Linked DNA regions of Homo sapiens: region 1 is linked to region 2. A link is an interaction called in ENCODE POLR2A ChIA-PET data of the cell type or tissue named here. Cell type or tissue: MCF 10A. All regions are shown on one strand. Links, peaks and the distances in the headings refer to the core of each region. The heading gives the core; the rest is flanking DNA.

Region 1 (2,917 bases), core at 219-2,718, 96 kb after region 2:
TTCACCAATATTTGAGTGCCTTCTAAGTGCACTGTGCCAGATGTTGACGATACAAAGAGGGATAAACTGCACTCATACCTTCAAGAAGCTCATAGATGGAGAAACTAACACAGTACAGTGCAATAATTTTAAAATAATAAAGATGTTTAGAAAACTATGAGAGCCCAGAGAAGAGAGTGGCTGACCCTGCCTGGTGACAGTAGGCGAGTGTTACAGAGGAGATCTGGTTTCTGGAGGTCTCCAGGATGGGGCTGTAGCCTAAAAGGAAGACTATGTGAGGCAGCAGCAGCAGCAGCAAGTGGAAAGGCTTGGAGATGTGGAGGACGTTATATGGTACTCAGAGAGCAGCAGTACATGGATGGCAAGTGTGGCGTTGTGCTGCCACCCACTTCCCCATGCCAAAAGCATATAACTGCTAATCAGTTACCGCATTTTTTGCTGCCGAATTCGTAAGCAGCCCCAAGAGTTCTCAACAGGATGCTTCAGGTGGCCACTACTAATTATTTGGAGTTGGCACGTGAGGTTAAACCTGTTTGTCTTCTTTGTAGTGGGTGTTCCCTGTGCCTGGAGCGGAGGATGTGTGTGGGAGTCGGAGTCAGAAGGGCTGGAAAGGCACGTTGGCTGGGATCAGATGATGAAGGACTTTGTGCCAGCCACATGGTCGAGTGTGTATTTATAGTCTGTACAGGCAGTGGAGAGCTATGGAAGGGTTTTAAGCAGGAAAATGATGTAAGCAGATTACTCTTTTTAGAAAGATAAATGTAGGGGCTTTGTAGATGTATTGAATTGGGTAAAATGGAGGGCATAGACACCAGTAGGCATTTTATATATCTTTAGATCTTTGTAGCCTTTAAGTTGCTAAACCAGTTAGGAGTGTTATGGCTGTTCAAACAGGAGATGATGGAGGTCTGAATTAGGGCAGTAGGAATGGAGAGAAAGAATCAGATTGAGAGTGATTTAGGAAATAGGACATGGTATAGCTCTTCCACTTTTTATGTGTGGGTGAGAAAGAGGAAGGATTGTTCAAAGGCTCTGACTTCTTGCCTGGGTGCTTGGGTGACAGGGTAGGCAGGAGGGGCAGGTTAGGGTGGGAAGATAGATGATGGTTTATACTTGTTGGAAATTAAATTGGCCTGGAAAATATTTTTTCCTGTGGAGTCATGTTGATTCCCACCAAGCTCCTTTGCTGCCTTCCAGATAGTTGCAAATCAGCTGTTGAATGTCACACCATAACATGGAGAGAACTAAGAGCTGGCTACAGAAGATGCAGTTTCAATTCTTTTGGCTCTGATGCTTACTATTGAATAGTTATGACCTCAGGCAAGCCATTTAACTATTTCTGATGCTGATACTGTCTTATTTTTTTTTTTCTTTTATTCTTTTGTATGTGTGTGTGGAGACCAGGTTTTGCCAGGTTCCCCAGGCTGGTCTTGAACTCCTGGGCTCAAGACATCTACCTGCCTTGGCCTCCCAAAGTACTGGGGTTACATGTACATGTGTGAGCCATGGTGCCCGGCCGCTCTCTTTCTTTATTTGTAAAATGGAAGTAATATTTGTCCAGCCCTTCTTGTGAAATTGTTATGAGACTCAAATGAAGAAATATATGTGGGGGCATTTTGTTACCTTGTATGTACTGCACAAATACATTTTTACTGAGCCATTGCTATCCTTTGTAAAAAGATGAATACTTCCAAATTATTTGAGTCAAGATTGATAAAGAAGTTCTAAAACAATATTAAATATATGTTTGGAAGTCTATAAAATGATTCTTGAGGTTGAAAAAATTTGAAATGTGGGTGTCCATGTGATTAGACCTTTGTTGCCTTAGGTGCTCCACCAGGTTTTTAGAATGGACTATGGAGGGTTACTTGCAGATTATCAGGGAAAGGTAATTAGTGCTTGACCACCGTTTATATTTTTTATGGATTTCCATATATTTTATATTATCTTGAATTTGTTTTTTTCCTTCTTTTGCCACTTTCTGACTTGTTTGATACTCATTTATTGATCATTTAATTTAGCTTCTTTCAATCCTTTGGGGAGTATAGGAGGGCTTATTTATGTAAATAATAAAACAATGTAACTATAACTTTCCCTATAAACTCTTGGAACACATTTCATCTGAGACCTATAAGATAAGCCATAGTTTAGATGAAATATTTGAACTGTTGTATTGCCTGATGTGTATAAACTTAAATGTTTTTGATGGGAAATTGTTAAGTTCCTTAAATTAATGATAGTTGCCCCCTAACCCTGACCTTTTTTTTTTTTTTTTTTGAGATGGAGTTTCCCTCTGTCACCTAGGCTGGAGTGCAGTGGCTCGATCTCAACTCACTGCAACCTCCGCCTCCTGTGTTCAAGCGATTCTCCCTCCTCAGCCTCCCAAGTAGCTGAGACTACAGGCATGTGCCATCATGCCCAGCTAATTTTTTTTTTTTTTTTTTGGTTGAGACAGGGTTTCACCATGTTGGCCAGGCTGGTCTCAAACTCCTGACCTCAAATGATTCGCGCCCCCACCCCCAGCCTTCCAAAGTGCTGGGATTATAGATGTGAGTCACAGTGCTCAGCTTGACTTTCTTCTTTAATTAATGATCTTTTCATTATATTTATATTTAAAGAATAGTACTGTATTCATAAGTATAATAAAAATGTGTAACTTACAAAACTCATTACAAAAATATTTCTTGACTATATATAGTATATGTAGTAAAGGTTAAATAGCTAAAAATGTTTATAGTAAAGGTTAAATAGCTAAAAATGGCAAAGTGTAGTCTATGTCAAGCCTATGTTGTTTTTATAGTTTTTAAATCAGATCTCCCAAATCTTGACAGAGGGAAAGTAACACATTTGGGTAAGTGGATATGGCTGGTAGAGTTGTGATATAACTAAAGGGAATTAGGGCTTGGAAGATAGAAGT
Region 2 (2,917 bases), core at 270-2,769:
CAATGAATAATAGTGAATAATATCTCCTTAATAGTGGCATAACCCAAACTCATTTGGAGCCCCTTGACCTGTGCTGAAATGAAGTTCCTCAAACCCCATTTCTACAGTGTGGGGAAGTCCAAGCTGCTAGATTTCTGTGAATTCCTAGGCACATATTCTCTTATGGACTCAATATCAAAAGAATGTGCTCACATTAATGCATTAATGAGTAATGTAGGTTTGACTCAAGCTTCTTTAGGGGAAAGGAAGCAGGGCTTGTATTACTCAACTCAAAGATCTATTGTAGCTGGGCACGGTGGCTCACGCCTGAAATCCCAACCCTTTGGGAGGCCGAGGCAGGCAGATCATTTGAGGTCAGGAGTTCAAGACCAGCCTGGCCAACATGGTGAAACCCGTCTCTACTAAAAATACAAAAATTAGCTGGTGTGATGGTAGACGCCTATAATCCCAGCTACGCGGGAGGCTGAGGCAGGAGAATTGCTTGAACCTGGGAGGCGGAGGCTGCAGTGAGCCAAGATTGTGCCACTGCACTACAGCCTGGGCAACAGAGCAAGACTGTCTGAAAATAATAATAATAATAATAAAAAGGTCCATTGTAGATTTTAAACTTTTGTGCACCAAAGGATACTATCAAGAAAATAAAAAGACAAGCCACAGAGTGGGAGAAATACTTGAAAATTATGTATCTGATAAGATTCTATTATCCAGAAGGTAAAAAGAATTCTTACAACTTAAAAGTAAAAAGATAAGTAACCCAATTAAAAAATGGGCATAGGGCAGGGCGCGGTGGCTCACGCCTGTAATCCCAGCACTTTTGGAGGCCGAAGGGGGGCGGATCACGAGATCAGGAGATCAAGACCATCCTGGCTAACACGGTGAAACCCCGTCTCTACTAAAAACACAAAAAATATAGCCGGGCGTGGCGGGCGCCTGTAGTCCCAGCTACTCGGGAGGCTGAAGCAAGAGAATGGCATGAACCTGGGAGGCAGAGCTTGCAGTGAGCCGAGATCACGCCACTGCACTCCAGCCTGGGTGACAGAGAGAGACTCTGTCTCAAAAAAAAAAAAAACAAACATAGCATCTGAATAGACATTTCTCCAAAGAAGATATACAAATGGCTAACAAGCACATGAAAAGATGCTCAACATTCTTAGTCTTTAGAAAGATGTAAATCAAAATTACAAAGAGATAAAGAGACGCCACTTCTCACCACAAAGAGATGCCACATCCCAGCAGGATGGCATGGCAAGGTATGGGGAAATTAGAGCCCTCAGGCATCGCTGGCGATAAGGTCAAATGGTGCCGCCACTGTAGAAAAATAGTTTGGCAGGTTTTCAAAAAGTGAAGCATAGGGTTATCATGTGGTCCATCAATTCCACTCCTAGGAGTGTAGCTGTGATGATTAATTTTGTGTCAACATACGTGGGCCCCAAGGGGCCCAGATGTTTGGTTAAACATGTTTCTGGCTGTCTTTGTGGGTGTTTCTGGATGAGACTCATGTTTGAATCAGTACACAGAGCAAAACGGGTTGCCTTCTCCAAAGCCAGCGGGCCTCATTCAACCCATTGAAGGCCTGCAAAGAACAAAAAAGGTGATGGCGAACCCGTGTAGTCCCAGTTACTCAGGAAGCTGAGGCAGGAGGGTCGCTTGAGCCCAGGAGTTCGAGGCTGCAGCGAGCTGTGATGGCCCCAGCCTGAGTGACACAGTGAGACCTTGTCTCAAACAAACAAACAAAAAACAAAACAAAAAAGAAAAATAAGAATCAGACTCAGACTGGAACTTACAGCACTGGCTCTCCTGGTTTTCAGCCCATGGACTTGGACTAGAACTTACAGCACTGGCTCTCCTGAGTCTCTAGTTTGCTGATTGAAGATCTTGGACTTCTCAGCCTCCATAATCACACAAGCCAATTCCTGATAGTAAATCATGTGTGTGTATACTGTATATATGTGTATACACATGCACCTATATGTATGTGTGTGTATATACTCTGTGTGTGTGTGTGTGTGTGTGTCCTGTAAGTCCTGTTTTTGTTCTCTGGAGAGCCCAGCCTAATATAGCATCTAAGACAAATAAAAGCATATGGTCACATAAGAACATAGACAGAAATGTTCATAGCAGCCTTATTCATAATAGCTAAAAAGTAGAAACAACTCAAATGTCCATCAGCTGAAGAATGGATAAACAAATTATGCTATATCCATAAATGGAATATTCTTTGGCAGAAAAGAGGAATGAAGTGCTGACATGGGCTACGACATGGATGGAACTTGAAAATGCGCTCAGTGAAAGAAGCCAGCCACAAAAAGCCACATATTCCATCACTTCTTTTCTATGAATTGCTCAGAATAAGCAAATACATGGTGTCAGAGAGTAGATTTGTTGTTGGCAGGGGTTGGGGAGGGGAGAAGAGTTTTATAACAGCTTATAAAGTTTACAAGCTAGGCCAGGTGTGGTGGCTCACGCCTGTAATCCCAGCACTTTGGGAGGCCAAGCCCAGCAGATCACTTGAGGTCAGAAGTTTGAGACCAGGCTGGCCAACATGGTGAAACCCCGTCTCTACTAAAAATACAAAAATTAGCCAGGCGTGGTGGTGCATGCCTGTAATCCCAGCTACTCAGGAGGCTGAGGCAGGAGAATCACTTGAACCCAGGAGGTGGAGGTTGCAGTGAGCCGAGATCACGCCACTGCACTCCAGCCTGAGCAACAGAGCGAGACTCCATCTCAAAATAAATAAATAAATGAAGTTTACCAGGTTAATGAGTAAGGAGTTTTGGTTTTTTTTTTCTGAGATAAAAAATATAAAATTGATTGTGGTAATGGTTGCACAACTCTGAATATACTAAAACAAAACCACTGAGTTTTGTATTTACAAATGATAAATTTATGGTATGCAAATTGTAAAATTAAAAAGAAA

The links. Peaks named below come from ENCODE experiments on the same cell type or tissue, not always from the same donor. Only the 100,000 strongest peaks of a DNase experiment are listed, where the experiment ranks them.
Region 1: POLR2A ChIA-PET joins it to region 2 with 6 read pairs; 2 of 35 experiments call an interaction of 5 or more read pairs at or near these places.

Annotation. Positions count from the first base shown.
Region 1 is chr18:12,643,559-12,646,475 of GRCh38, reverse strand. The region is part of intron 1 of SPIRE1 (spire type actin nucleation factor 1); the gene reads left to right. Among named protein-coding and RNA genes, the nearest start is that of SPIRE1, 13 kb to the left of the region's middle. In MCF 10A, for the core only: no CTCF peak of the experiment used is centred there; no DNase peak of the experiment used is centred there.
Region 2 is chr18:12,739,974-12,742,890 of GRCh38, reverse strand. The region is part of intron 1 of LINC01882 (long intergenic non-protein coding RNA 1882); the gene reads left to right. Among named protein-coding and RNA genes, the nearest start is that of LINC01882, 8.0 kb to the left of the region's middle. In MCF 10A, for the core only: no CTCF peak of the experiment used is centred there; a DNase peak (open chromatin) is centred at 1,310.